2 separate regions of the Homo sapiens genome follow, and region 2 is linked to region 1. Evidence: chromatin loops called from intact Hi-C (ENCODE). Cell type or tissue: PC-9. All regions are shown on one strand.

What was found. Hi-C counts contacts between places; a loop is a spot of excess contacts. Peaks named below come from ENCODE experiments on the same cell type or tissue, not always from the same donor. Only the 100,000 strongest peaks of a DNase experiment are listed, where the experiment ranks them.
Region 2: it touches region 1 in a loop (14-fold over the local background); 9 of 110 quality-filtered maps call a loop at or near these places.

Annotation. Positions count from the first base shown.
Region 1 is chr10:52,881,250-52,889,249 of GRCh38, reverse strand. No RefSeq gene overlaps it. Among named protein-coding and RNA genes, the nearest start is that of MBL2, 110 kb to the right of the region's middle. RefSeq lists an enhancer at 4,311-5,025. In PC-9, CTCF peaks have their summits at 4,634 and 4,842; a DNase peak (open chromatin) is centred at 5,119; H3K4me3 peaks cover 579 bases; H3K27ac peaks cover 430 bases; H3K27me3 peaks cover 655 bases.
Region 2 is chr10:53,206,265-53,214,264 of GRCh38, reverse strand. No RefSeq gene overlaps it. Among named protein-coding and RNA genes, the nearest start is that of LINC02672, 180 kb to the right of the region's middle. In PC-9, CTCF peaks have their summits at 3,923 and 4,122 (motif pointing left); no DNase peak of the experiment used is centred here.

The DNA of each region.
Region 1 (8,000 bases):
AACCTCTCCCCACTTGCTCCAGGGCTTACCTTGGAAATTGACTCCCCTCGCCTGTAGTCCCAGCTACCCGAGAGGCTGAGGCAGGAGAATGGTGTGAACCTGGGAGGCGGAGCTTGCAGTGAGCCGAGATCGCGCCACTGCACTCCAGCCTGGGCGACACAGCGAGACTCCATCTCAAAAAAAAAAAAAAAAAAAAAAAAAGAAAAGAAAATTGACTCCCCTCTTGAGCTTCAGGTAAATAACAGTGATTATTATGCATGCAGAACCCCAAGCCTGCCCTGTTTTTAAGTGTGAGACCCACATTCTGTGTATTCAAGTGGTATGAAAATCCAAGAGGAGAAGCTGGTATAAAAAATGTCAGTATTGGCTGGGCGCAGTGGCTCAAGCCTGTACTCCCAGCACTTTGGGAGGCTGAGGCGAGCGGATCACGAGGTCAGGAGATCGAGACCATCCTGGCTAACACGGTGAAACCCCGTCTCTACTAAAAATACAGAACAAGTTAGCTGGGCGTAGTGGCGGTGCCTGTAGTCCCAGCTACTCCGGAGGCTGAGGCAGGAGAATGGCGTGAACCCAGGAGGCGGAACCTGCAATGAGCGGAGATCGCGCCACTGCCTGGGTGACACAGCGAGACTCCGTCTCAAAATAATAATGATAATAATAAGTCAGTATTGAAATCCTGTCCAAAGGGGGTGGTGAAAGAAGACAACTCCCACTGAAGGTGGGCATAAAACAGACAGCACTGGAAGAAACCTACCAGTGTGAGAACTGACTGGGCAATGCAACCTAGGAGAGACTTCACACCCAAAGAAATATCAATAATACTAAACATGCCGAACATGTCTGAAGAGAGAGGAAGGGACAAAAGATAGGCAGAATGTTATGAAAAAAGGACAAGTAAACTTCGAAAAGAACGAAGGGAACTTCTAGAGATGAAAAACTGTTCATAAAATCGTCAAACAGTAAGTGAGACAATTCAAAAGAGATAATCTGTTATTTGAAAGACAGATGAGAAAATTACCTCCAGTGCAGCACAGAGAAACGGAGAAGCAATAAACTGAAATAGACTGGGGGGATTTAAGATCAAATATAGTGTGAAGACAAAAAGCTAGATCAAAATCAATCACGTGGGAAAAAGACAATGAAGTTAACCTGTTAATACAAACAATCCGTTGAGGCTGCTCACTGAGGGCTCCACTTGTAGTTGAACTTGGTGGTCTCTAAAGCTGGTCACATTATTCAAACTCCAAGATCCCTCCCTGCATTGTCACTTAGCTCCTCCTGTCTACTTGCTCCCACCTTGCTCTCTCTATTTAACATTTTAGGTTCCAAATCCATGAGTTTAATTTCTTTCTTTTAAAACACAGGTGCAAATTCACCTCCCTTTAATTTGTCTTAAAACAGACTTCCCCTGACAGTTTTAAGTGCATCCTAGAAAGCAGAACTTCAGGGCTGAATTAAATTAAATGCTTGCCCTGCAATTATAATTCTCATAATACTATGATTTTTTGATTTAAAGTTGGCAAATATCTATCTTCTGTAAAGAGACTTTTAATGTTTTCATTGTAATCTGAATCAGTTTCCAAATTTCTAACTATCCGATGCGTATATTTTTCTCTAGCTGGGGAGAATCAAAATGTCTACATATGCACTGTGCTTATTTCTCTCCAAAAAGTTTCTGCGTCTGAGACACAAAACATGGAACCACATGACCACACGAGGAAGGACCCAGGCCACAGGTGTGGAGGACAAATTGAAGGAAGCCAAGAGTCAGCATTTGGAGTTTGTCAGCTGGCTTGCCAGCAGGAGGCAAGGGGCCTACAAGGGGGATGCTGATATGCCAGGAAAATCTGCATTTGAACAAAGAGAGGTTTTGGATGCTTTATAGCAACTTTATATGATACTAGACTAGTAACAGAGCAAACATTGGTATTGGTCTTAATAAACGTTTGGGAAGAAAGGTCACCATCAAAAGTTATAAGGTGTTATGCTCTTGAAAAGAAGTTATTATGACTAATATTTACTTATTATTCTCCAAGTTCATTGAAGTCTTTACCCAAATGTTATCGCAGTAGAAACACCCTCACTGAAATGGCACTCAACTCTCATCTGCCTGTGTGTTCTTACTGTCTCTTCTTTTTCTTCATTGTCCTCATTATAACTTTCTGATGTATACATTTAACAATGGTTTATCCTCTGTCTTCCTCACTAGAATGTAAGCTGCATGAGCCCAGTGACGTCTGTGTTGTTTACTGTCGTCTCTAACACTTTGGAGACATGATGTGAGGTGAGTTAATATTTGTCAATTGTGAAACATTGACGAAGGGACAGATGAACCGAAGGTCTCTTATATGTTAGATATTTTACAGATCATCTTACTTATTGAAGCTAGATCTCTGAAATACAAATAAATGATGCTGGACTTAAGCTTTCTGTATATTACTTAATGGATTTTGGCTGATGAAGGAAGGTGCAGTGAGCATGTTTTTGGATTATTCAAGGTGGGCTCCTGTGTAGGAAACTGTTCTAAAAATGAAGCCAAAACTATTCCTATCTTTTGGGAATTCACAGTCTGTTTTCAAGAGGAAAGCAATGCTGACTAAATTTTATTTTAATATACCATAAAACCATTTTTTGGCTACAAAAGTACAGACTCTAATTTGTAAGGATTAACAGTCGAACTTTGATATCCCTATACCAAGAAATTATTTCTGGAAATGGCACCATGGTATGGTGGAGCAGGCATGAATATGGAATAAGGGGGTCTGCATGGACCTGAGTAAGTCCCCCACCTTATCCTAGCTGTGTGATCTTGGAGTCATTCACTTGATGCTTTTGAACCGCCATTTTTCCTCTGGAAAATGGCAATGAGAAGGTCTATTTACATGGATGCTGTAAGGACTAGTGAAATCTCACATGTGAAGGTGGTGTAATTACTAAAAATTGATCACATCAATGAAATTCATGCTTATCCATTTGTAGTCAAAGAATAATTGAATTAACTTATGGCAGAAAGTTAAGTGAATGTTGTCCAAAAGGAAGAAGGAAAACTTTGGACCAAGAAAAACAAAAATTACTTTTGAAACTTAACATCTTTTCCTTGCATTAAAAAAGAGCCAAACACCCACCCACACATTGTCACCAAAACAAGATTGCTTTTAGGCAGATAAAAAGCCTCTCTCTTCTTGGGTCTGAGTTCAACCATGGCCTCACCTGGGCCCTTCCAAATCGAGGATTCTCCTCCTTAGAAGCCTGTTTCAGAACAAAACAGAAGGCGTCTGTTCCTAGGCTTCAGAAACACCCAATTTTGAGGAAGCTCCTTTGAACAATATCAAGGCAGACATTAAATTAACATGAATAAAAAGAGGGGTTAGGAGCATGGTTTCTACAAAGCGAGCAGCTCCTTTCACAGGTTGTTGAGAAAACCTCTCCTGTAGGTCCAAGATACCACAATCAATGCTCCCTAAAGCTTAAGAAAGTGAGATACAGACAAGGCTAAATACAAGCATATCGCACTGAATATGGGGGAAAGGTGGATGCCCGGTGGCAGAGCTTTACGGGCTTTATGGGTGTGAACAGAGCGGTGGTCACATAGGGTCCTGTCCTTGGGAGGACCAATCTGGTTTAATGCTCTGCAGTCCCAGTATTAAAATTCTTTTTTTTGTTGTTTTTTTTTTGTTTTGTTTTTGTTTTTTGTTTTTGTTTTGCTTAGCACTTTCATTTTTCTCTAGGACCTGCAAATTATGTAGCCTAATGCCCACGGGAAGCTCAATGGAGCCTCTTGCCTCCACAAAAACCACTGATTGAAAGAAACGACAGCAACTAGGAGCTCCTGTGACTCTGTTTCCATTCCCATTCCCTGGGAAATGATCAACAGCTCCGGTGTGTTCTGTTCTCTGAACCAGCCACCCCACCCTCACTGCCAGCGCAAACCTGCTCTCCTGTGACCACCTATTCTCTGAATGTTTCTACATTTAGAGAAGTTCACCCTCAGAAGAAAGAAGGAAGCCGGGCGCGGTGGCTCACGCCTGTAATCCCAGCACTTTGGGAGGCCGAGGCGGGCGGATTGCCTGAGCTCAGGAGTTCGCGACCAGCCTGGGCAACACGGTGAAACCCCGTCTCTACTAAAATACAAAAAGTTAGCCGAGCGTGGTGGCGGGCGCCTGTAGTCCCAGCTACTCGGGAGGCTGAGGCAGGAGAATCGCTTGAACCCGGGAGGCGGAGGTTGCAGTGAGCCCAGATCGCGCCACTGCACTCCAGCCCGGGCCACAGAGCGAGACTCCGTCTCAAAAAAAAAAAAAAAAAAAAAGGAAAAAGAAAGAAAACAGCAGCATTTTGTAACAGTGATGAATTTGGATGAAATTTGCAAGACCTTGGACTGTTTTCCCAAATGTCCGGGCGTCTGCCAGGCAGCCCTCAACTGCAGACACAAGCCACTAAAGGGAGTCGTGGCTCCAGGGAGCTCGAATGCTTTCCCTGGAAGATCCCCTCCCTAAGCCCCCATCTCCTGGACGTGAAACCCTGTTTAGTCTACATTCAGGAACAGCAGACGTGCTTTTCTGAGAGAATCTAGCACCTTGAGAATTTTGCCATTTGGGATGCGTGTGTATGTGCGCGCGCGCACGTTTTCGAAGCTACAATTAGCACTCTTGAAAAAGGAGAAAGGGAGCGGGAAAAGGAAAGAAAGAAAAAAAGTAGGAACTCCTGTCGATTTTAGTTCAGGCTGCCTGAAGATTCAACTTAAAATAACTGCACCATCAATGCCCCATAGAAATCACAACGGAGGTAGAAGTTTGCGCGGTTCCACACTACCATCTAGGGGATAACAGGTGAAATGACAACCTTCTACTCCCATTTGTACTGACCTTTGTTATCTTGGACATAGGCATGTAGGTCACAGAACACATCCTACGCGCTCTTCTTCCATCGGGTGGTCTCAATATCTACCGTCACTGACGTACTAAGAGGAATGGGAAATCTTCGGAGGGTTTAGCATAGAATTATGTAATTCGGCATATTAAAAAGATGACTCTGTGTACTCTGTGGAAAGTAGCCTTACGGATGGAAGGTGGAAGCCACAGAGAAAGCAGGTAAGAAACCACAGCTATGCCTCGCTTGATGACGCATCCCCAGGAATTCGTCCGTAGGCGATTTTATCCTTGTGCAAACATTACAGAGTGTACTTACACAAACAAAGATGAAGGACCCTACTACATAACCTACGCTATATGGTATCGCCTATTGCTCCTAGGCTACAAACCTGTGCAGACTGTTACCAAATACTGGAGGGCAGCTATTTCCTTCCAAGAAAAGTGCTCCTCACTCCCAAGAGACTGGTTAATGTGTAGAACTTCAGGTATTCCTGAATCATATATATATTTATATTTATATTTATATTTATTTACATATATTTTGAGATGGAGTCTCACTGTGTTGCCCAGGCTGGAGTGCAGTGGCACTATCTCAGCTCACTGCAACCTCTGCCTCTTGGGTTCAAGCGATTCTCCTGCCTTAGCCAGGCCCCCTTCACAATGCCCAGCTAATTTTTGTGTTTTTAGTAGAGATGGGGATTTGCCATGTTGGCCAGGCTGGTCTCGAACTCTTGGCTTCCCAAAGTGCTTGGATTACAGGCGTGAGCCACCACACCTGGCCCTGAATCATATGTTAAACTTATTTAAGTTTAGCTCAAAGCACCTTCCATATTTGGTTAATAAAATTTGGGCCAAAGTTTCTCTCTATGTAGTGAACTGCAGCACAGCTTGGCGTGAAAGCAAGTTCTAACCTAACCTAAGAGTATGCCTTTGTAACCAAGCAATGGAGTCTCAATCCATAGTAGCCAATCCCAGGTTGAACGTTGCCAAATTCCTCACAAATAAGGCAAATGCAGAATTGCAACAATCAGGTAATCTCTGTAATAAGTAATTTCCTGTCTCTTTCTTTTTATAAATACAGCTCACCATTCTGAACCATCTTCCATCTGAAGTGCTGCCTGTTTTAGAGCCTTTTCATTGCTCAAATAAACTCTGTTAAATTTAACTTGCTTTAAGTTTTTCTTTAACACATGTCTCTTCCCAGACTTCCTGATAAACCTCCCATTTTAGTTCACTGGTTCTTGGAAGTTTATAGCAATTCAGTGTTTTAATCTTAAAGGTTTGGCACCAGTTAAAATACAAATGTCTCTGAACCTAAAGTATATTATATTGGAAAATATAATTAAAAACAAAATCTCATCCCAACCCAAAAAACTTCTTCACAAACTTAGAAGAGGAAGAAAACAATTTTGTTATTGAATAAGCATTAAACCAGAATGTGATGCGTATCACAAATAGTCTGCTAAGAATTTGCAAAGACAGAATGAAATCTTACGCTTTGATATAGCCAAGCCGATAAACCCATTCTACACGTGCCCTCAAGGTAAAAAATAACTAGTCCTCAAGTAAGAGGACTTGACGGCACCATTTTTCACACATAGTTCATCTTAAAATCCCCTGGTAATTGTGGTATCTACCTGTGTTAATTAATTGATTTGTACAAAAGAAAAAATAAGCTTCTCATATCTTTATGGAAGAAGATAGTTTTGTAACTTGAATTAAGGTGCTCACCAAAGTTGGGTTCCTACCCTCCCACGGAAACTGGGAGATATGGTGCTACCTACCTTCATTGATTACATTTGAAAGACACGGTTCCTAGGTCCTTGAGAAAGACTATTTTGCCAAGTGGCTTATTTTGCTTTTAAAAAGATTTACATACATTTCAAAAAGAGAAAGAACTTATACATACAGTATAAGTTTTCTAAAGTAAGTGGTCTAGGAAAAGGGAGGGAAGTCTCTTTATTTTCAACAGGGAGAATTAAGAATCTTACTTATAATTTGTATTTGCCCTTGCAACACATAGTCAGTTACACTTTAGCATTATAGAAATTTACAAGCAGTTTTCTGAGGGCGAGATCTCACTGAGAAAAAGAAAGGACTGTGAGAGTACCAAGGGGCTTCCTTGAGTACAAAAGGGCTTCGCTAAAGCTGATAAGCAATTAGAGAGGAAATAGGGGTCAGTGGCTGAACATAACTTCTCTTCTGTTCCATTGTTTTGCCTTGTTTTGTTAATTTATTTCTGGACTCATTTAAACTCCTTCCAACTCTAACCATCTCTATCTTTCCTCTAGTTCTGAATACTTAAGCCTCTTCCTCAAAAACAAACAAATTGTATTAACACATCTAAAAAGCTGCTCTGACTCAGTTTGCCCAGTGAGATCAGTTTGTAAGTGGTCAAAGACAAAACAACCCAAGGACACTACAAATCAAAGTAAGCATGACAATTTTTAGCACCTTCTCCTCAGTCTTTCTGAGGACTGTCCCATGACACGTTAGAAGAAATTTTTGGCTCAAAAAAGATGCCCTCGCATGCACATGCCATTACCTCACCAGGATGCCTTGGAATTAATTATATCTAGACAATTAGGTCTCTGAGATTTGCTGAAGGCCAGAATTGTTCATTTTACATTTTAAGATTCTCTACCACCAGGGAATTTGAAGTTGCCTTCCAGGGCCCACATCCAATGAATCTAATTGATTTCCAAAGTCCCCTTTATAGTCAAACACTGCCTGTACCCATTTGTTCATTCATTCAACGCTTCCTCAGCGCAAAGTATGAGCCAGGAAATGTCTTCCACCCTAGCGACAAGGAAATGGAGACATAGCCCCTGCCTTCTAGGAACTCAGACTGTTCTCATACCCAAAAACCCAAAGATGAACAGGGCTAAATGTGATCAGTTATGGGAATAATGCCAACTACTACAGGCGTGGTACAGGCAGAATTTTACAAAGGCAGGATGAACTGAAGTGGGGGACATGTGAAGAGTCCAAATTGTGAATGCTTTCTCCCAGGCCAAGGCATTTAAAGGGGAATAAAAATCAAAGTGAGGATTCATGAAGCGTTTCCAAAAGAGAAACCCAAGATTGGGAGATGTCTTTCTTCTACTGAAAACTTTCTTGAGTCTCAAGTGC
Region 2 (8,000 bases), 330 kb before region 1:
ATAGAAAATATAAAAAGTTCCAAGCTAAAATCATGGGGCCAAAGAATTCAATATCTGAACCGAAACATTTACTAGAGGCATTTAAGAGAAGATTGGATTAGGCAGAAAAAAAGGTCAGCAAACTCAAAGACAGCTCACTGCAAACAACTCATTTAAGAGAGTAAAAATTGGCCGGGCGCGTTGGCTCACGCCTGTAATCCCAGCACTTTGGGAGGCTGAGGCGGGCGGATCATGAGGTCAGGAGATCGAGACCATCCCGGCTAAAACAGTGAAACCCCGTCTCTACTAAAAAAAAAAAAATACAAAAATTAGCCGGGCGTAGTGGCGGGCGCCTGTAGTCCCAGCTACTCGGGAGGCTGAGGCAGGAGAATGGCGTGAACCCGGGAGGCGGAGCTTGCAGTGAGCCGAGATCCCGCCACTGCACTCCAGCCTGGGCGACAGAGCGAGACTCCGTCTCAAAAAAAAAAAAAAGAGAGAGTAAAAATTAAAAATAAAAGAATTAAAAAGGGTGGAGAAATTTTAAGAGAATGATGAAACCAATCAAGCAGACAAGTAAAGGCATCATGGAATCTCAAAATAAGAGAGAAAGAAAAATCAAGAAAGATTATTCAAATAAATAACAGCTGAAAACTTCCTAAATCTGGAAAGGCAACGGATATCCAAATCCCAAATCCCGAAGTACATCAAATGAGATGAATCCAAATGAAGACACACTAAAATCAAACTGGCAAAAGATAAAATATAGAATTTTTAAAGCAATAAGAGAAAACCAATCTGTCACATAAACCTCCATAAAACTCTCAGTAGAATGTTTAGCAGAAAACTCACTGGCCAGAGTACATGAGATGTTTTATTCAAAGTGATGAAAGGAAAAAAAAAACCAAAACGTTAACCTAGAGTATAAAATTGTCTTTCAAAAATTAAGAAAATATAAAGAACTTCTCCATCAAACAAAACCTGAGGGAGTTCCTAACTGCTAGACCTGCTTACAAGAAATGCTAAAGGAAGTTCTTCAACTTGAAAAGAAAAAATGCTAAATAGCACCACAATAACATAAGAAAATATAAAATTCATTGTTAAAGGTAAATATGTAGATTAATACAGAATACTATATACTATAGTGGCAAGTAAATCACTTTTAATTCTAGTATAAAAGTTTAAAAAGTATTACAAGCATAATAAGTAAAAATGTATTAAAACATACAAAATAAGAATAGGTGTAAACTGAGATGACAATAGCATTAAATATGTGTGGGGGAAGAGAGAAATAAAATGTAGAGCTATGTATTCAATTGAACTTAAGCTCTTATCAGCTTAAAATAGACTCTTATAACTATGAGATATTTTATATAACCCACAGGTAGCCACAACAAAGTCCTATACAAGTTACACAAAAGAAAAAAGAAAGGGATGAAAGCATATTAATAAAAAACAATCAACAGCACACAAAGGGAGACAGCAATAAAGGAAACAAGGTACTAAAAGAGACTCATTAAACGGTTAAAATGGTAATGGTAGCTATATCACTATCAATAATTACTTGAAATTTCAATAGACTAAATACTGCAATCAAAGGACATATGTAGCTGAATAAATCTTTTTAGAAAGACCCAAATACACTGTTCACAAAAAAACTCACTGTAGATTTAAAACCACACATAGGGTAAAAGTGAAGACATGGGAAAATATATTCTATCCAAATGGTAACAAAAAGAGAGCAGGGATAAATTTTCACCATACACAAAAAATTAGCTCAAAATAGATTAGAAACTTAAGTGTAAAATCTGACACTGTAAACATATTAAAGAAAACATAGGGGAAATTTTTTATGATCTTAGTCTTGGCAATGATTTCATGGATTTAACACCAAAAGCCCAAGTACCTGAAGCAAAAACAGACACAGAGGACTGCATCAAACTAAAAAGCTTCTTCACAGCAAAGAAAAAAAAATCAAGAGGGAGAAAGGAAAACTTATTGAATGAGAGAACATATTTGCGACCATATATCAGATATGGGATTACTTTTCAAAATATATAAGAAACTTCTATAACTCAATATCAAAACCACTAAAAAAATCCCACAGAATTTAGGTCATTAAAAATGGACAAAGTACTGGAATGGATATTTTTCCAAAGACGACATACATGGCTGGGCATGGATTCAGGCCTGTAATTGCAGCTCTTTGAGAGGCCAAGGCGGGAGGATTGCTTGAGGCCAGGAGTTCAAGACCAGCATGGGCAACATAGCAAGACCTCGTCTCTACAAAAAATAAAAAAAGCCAGGCATGACATGGCTGTAGTCCCAGCTCAGCTGGAGGCTGAGCTGGGAGAGTCACTTGAGCCCAGGAGGTTGAGGTTGCAGTGAGCTATGATTGCACTACTGCACTTCATCCTGGGTGACAGAATAAGACTCTGTCTCACACACACACAAAAGAATAAATACAAATGACCAACAGGTATATGAAAAATCGCTCAATATCACTAATCTTTAGAGAAATAAAACTAAAAGCTACAATCAGATATCTCCTCATATCTGTTAGGATGGTTAGTATCAAAAAACCTAAAAGATAACAAATATTGGCAAGGATATGGAGAAATTAGATTCCTTTTACACTGTTAATGCAGATGTCAAATTGTGAAGCCCCTATGGAAAACAGCATGGAGGTTTCTTAAAAAATTAAAAATAGAACTACCCTATAACCAGCAATCTTACTTATAGATGCTTATCCAAAAAAAAACCTGGAACTAGAATCTCAAAGAGATATTAGCACTTCAATGTTCACTGAAGCACTATTCACAATAGCTGAGATGTGGAAACAATTTAGCTGTTCATTGATATCTGGATGGATAAAGAAAATGTGATATATACAACTAATGAAATACTATTCTGCCTTTAAAAGGAAAGAAATTCTGCAATGTGTGACAGCATGGATGAACCTGGAACACATTACGTTAAGTGAGATAAAACACATGCAAAGAAAGACGAGTACTGCATGACAACATTTACATGAAGAATTTAAGTTAGTCAAATTCATAGAATCAAAATGTGGAATCATGATTGTCAAAGAAAATGAGTATAAAGTTTCAGTCAAACAAGATAAATATAAATTAAAATAAAATATAAATATAAATAAATATAAAAATATCTAGCAATCTGTTGTATAACATTATCCCTACAGTCAACAATAATGTAAACTTAAGATTTGTCAAGACTGCAGTTCTCATGTTGTGCTAGGATCACTATAAAATAACAAAATAAAAGAAAACAAATTTTTTAAAGTATTGAATTTAATCTGTTAGAAAATTCATAAGATACATCACATAATAGTATTTATTGTTAAGTATTCTATGCTAAAATTGATCAAACATATAATTACAACCTACTTGGTGTACAAAGATGTGTGTATATGCAGGGCATATTTGAACAAATTAGAGTCATATGGCGATGGCAGTCTGGGTAATTTCTATAAATCATTTCATTAAAAAAACTAGATTACGTGGACAATATTTTTAAAATCTGATCAAAGATATTGGAGGGACATCAAGACAGAAAGGATCATGGTGTCTAGATATGAGCAGCTGAAAAATAGCTTTAAAGAAAATGAAATAACCAAATGACTAGAGGTTACAAAAAAAACAGAAATTTACAATCTTAAAGTTACAGGCACATAGCGCTGCAAAATTTAAACTGTATCTTTGAAAAGGGCGTGTTGCCAGTTTTACTATGCTCCTGATCAAGCTACAGTCTGCTCAGAGGAATGCCAGAGAGCTACCCTCAGAAGATTCAGGGCCAAAGACGGATGGTGTGATGTGTGCTCGTCCTCAGGCCAGGTATATCTGCAAGACCTCCAGACTGACAAACTTGTTTCAGCAGCAATGGCCACTCCTCAGCATAACCTTGCCACCATAGACAGAAGGCTCTACAAATTTCTGTAGCTCCATGCATTGAGAGATGTTCTAAACATTTTGAAGATGAACAAAATTTGCCAGTGGCTTCAAAGAGATACAATAGAATCTCACCAAATCCATTTATCTAATGGAATCTAACTAAATGCTATCTATATTGAAATTTTAGCAAGTAAAATGCCTATACTGGAATCTAATGAAAGTTCTCTTCTTCCATCTAGTGACAAATTTGGAGAATGCACACTTACCTTCCCTAATATGACAGTTAAATAAGACTGTAAGGTATACGCTGACAGACATGATGCTTTAAAAGTTCAACCGAAAAGTACGCAGCCAGAGCAAAAATGTTGCAATGTTTTTTGTCTCTCAAATACACAATCAAAATTGCTCCTCAGCAAAATGTTTGCCCGACATTGGATATAGCAGAAATTATTTACAACAATCATTGAAAATGCCTGCAGGTACCACAAAAAGCCAGTTTAGAGAAACAAGCCTGAAAGCTCAATGTAATATATACAGTTTTTTGTAACCTCACCATTAAGATTTTTTCTCTCCTTTAGATTTTTATTTATTTTTTTTAAAAAATAGGGTCTTGCTGAGGGTGAAGTTTGTGCAGAGCACTCTAGTTGATTATCCTCAGAAAGGCTAAATTTAGAGCTTTCTTGGCCATAAATTGGTCGTGCCCAATCCTTCCATATCTTCTGAATCTTCACGAAAACTTACAATCTTAGCTCAGAATTTAAGATTTTTTCAAATGTTTATTCTAATTTAGTGGTATCCTTTGATCTAATATTTTCCTATTACTGAATAATAAAATATATGGACTAACATAAATATGGAAATATTTTCATCAGTCTTTTGTAATTTTAAAAAGATAAAAGCTAAATTATAATCAATTCCTGTGAAAAAATCAATTATACTTTCTATATATGAATCAAATCACACAATTATATTTTTAATAACATGAAAAATAGCTGTACTCTTATGAGTGATTTTAGATTTTTAATGCTTCTGTTTTCAAGTTTTACAGTGATTTGTATATATTAACTTTATAATTAAAAAAAGGAACTTATATTTCATTCATTGCAATCAACTCATTTATTAGGAGGTGGAAATTAAAGTTCAAAGTCACACTGGTAATTATTGACACAGCCAGTACTTGAATCCAGGTCTAATGAATCCTGTGCTTTGCTGGTTCTCCAAAGCCATGCTGTGAAATGTAAAGTTAAAATGCCTGACGTTTTTATCCTCTTCTAATCCATTTCCAGTTGGTCTTTTCCTTGAAATAGTAACAAATATTGCTCAATTCTGCATCTATTGACTATTTTTCAGAGGATGGAATAAAAACCGCAACTCACAACTTTTCAAGAGGCCACCAGTCATTAGACACTGGCATCCGTTAGAACTGCTGCAAGCTTAAATCAAACAGTCACCTGGAAGGAACAGGTCTCTGGAGACTCCCCTCTAGCTCTGAGATCTGTATTTCACAATTATTTGAGGCACTGTTAAAAGCAGAGAATAAAATAGTTGAAAATTCACTTGCTGTTTTCAATGTATTATTTATGCAAGAGAATGTGTAATTTGGGAAAAAAGTAAATCTGAAAACTGAATAATTTAATATACATGTCTTTGTTAAAGTTTTAAAATATTATTTTCCATGGTAACCATTATTAAATAGAGAACTATGGAATGGACTGACAGGGCTGGATGGATGTAGAGTGGAAACATGTACAAATGCCCTTTCTTTACGATCCTTCTCCTATGAAAAGTAATATCTGTTTTGATGTTTCAGTGATGTTTCTATAAAATCAAATTTATAGAATTTGATTGTATAAATTCTAAATGTATGTAAGTGTTGGTACTTCATGTTTTCAGGAGTAACTCTATTTTGCTACAACAACCTTCTGCTGAGCTAAGATTATAGATCCAGGAGCTAAGTGGCTACTCAAGATACATTCTAGTATCCATCTCTTGTTTAAGACAAGTAATATAACATTTTGCAGAAGTGATAACTCAAGTCCATAAAGATGAAGTGAAACACTTAATGCATATAGAAATAATAAGTAGAGAGGAAAATCAAAACCCATGTATTCTGCCTTCTCCAACATTATTGTTTATAGCAATATATTCTGTTTAATATATTATTATTTTCATTCTAGAAAAACAGAGAAAAAGTGTATTATTTGAAAAAAAAAAAAAAGGGTGAAGATAGGCTGGATAGAGATAACCCTTACATAAAAACCTTTAAAAAATTCAGACCCTCCTCCTTTCTTTCCTCAACAAGCAGTTACAGCATGCTTCCATGGGTAGTCTAAATATTTGACAGCTATGCAAAGGCAGAGCAAATTGGGATGTGTGTGGAAAAAGCCAGACGCTCACAAGTATAAGCTTAGAATTTCTAAATTGTTCATAAGGATTCCAATTATATTTGGGCTTGTGGAAGAAATCTGATTGAGATGGGATGAGAGAGCAATAAAAACTGCATTTGCATAAATATGGGGATCAAAAAAGTGACTATTGCAGTCATGGTCCTAATGCCAGAAAGCTGGAGAAAGTAGATGAGAAAAGAAACCACTCACGGTAATAACAAAGTTTGATTGATTAACGAAATGATTAATGATTAGGAAATTAAATTTGTCTAGTAAATGTTACAATTATAAGCTCTACCTAAAAAAAAGAGAGAGCTGTATTTTTCAAAGATGATATCACATTAATTAAAACACTTATGGCTTTGTATCATGTGTAGTTACTATAATTTATGAATATAGGCTTTTATTAATTAATTCCTCCAATATTCCTTGGCCATGTACTACATACCTCTGAATTAGTCAGGGTTTTCCAGAGAAACAGAACCAATAGGAGATATATAGATATAGATACATACACATATGAATATTGATTATGTGAATTGGCTGATGAAGTTATGGAGACTAAGTCCCACAATTTCCCATCTGCAAGCTAGAAAACCAATAAGCTGGTAGTATAAATAAGCCCAAGTCCAAAGTCCTGAGAATCGGAGGACCAGTTGTGTAAGTATCCATCTGAGTCCAAAAGCTTGGGAATCAGAAGCACTGAAGTCAAGAAGATGATGTCAGCACAAGCAGAAAGAACAACTCGCTCCTCCTTTATTTTTGTTTTTGCTCTATTCTAGCCCTGAACAAATTGCATGATGCAGACCCATATTGGGAAGCCCATCCGCTCTGCTCAGTTCACCAATTAATACTAACCTGATACAGAAACCCTCACAGACAAACTCAGGAATAATGTCTTACTAGCTAAATTGGGCCATTATTGTGTTGCTGTACTGAAATACCTGAGGCTGGATAATTTATAAAGAAAAGAAGTTTCATTGGCTCACAGTTCTGCAGACAGTACAAGAAGTGTAGTACTGGCATCGACTTCAGGAGAGGCCCCAGGAAGCTTACAATCATGGTAGAAGGCAAAGGAGGAGCATGTATCTCACATGGCAAGAGCGAGAGCACTTTTAGACAACCAGACCTTGTGTGAACTCACTCTTCACCAAGGACGTGGCGCTAAGCCATTCATGAGTGATGTGCCCCCATGATAGAAGCATGTCCCATCAGGCCCCATCTCCAACACTGGGAATTGCATTTTAATATGAGATTTGGAGCGGACAAATATCCAAACTATATTACTTCATCCCTGAACCCCCAAGTTTCATATCCTTCTCACACTGCAAAATATGATCATCTCTTCCTAACAGTCTCCCAACGTCTTAACTCATTCCAGCATTAAGTCGAAAGTCTTTTAAGTCTCATCTGAGACTTCTCTCCTTCCACCTTTGAGCCCATAAAATAAAAATCAATTATTTACTTCTAAGATACAATAGGAGCACCGGAATTAGGTAAACATGCCCACTCCAAGAGAGAGGAAGTGTCCAAAAGGAAGGAGCTACAGGCCCCACACAAGACTGAAACCCCACAGGGCAGTCATTAAATCTTAGAGTTCTAAAATAATCTCCTTTGACTCTATGTCTAGCATCCCTGTATGAGGGGTGGGCGCCCAAGGCCTTGCACAGCCCCACCACGGTGGACTTTCCTAGGCAGAGTTTAGGTAGCTGTTCTTATGGGTTGG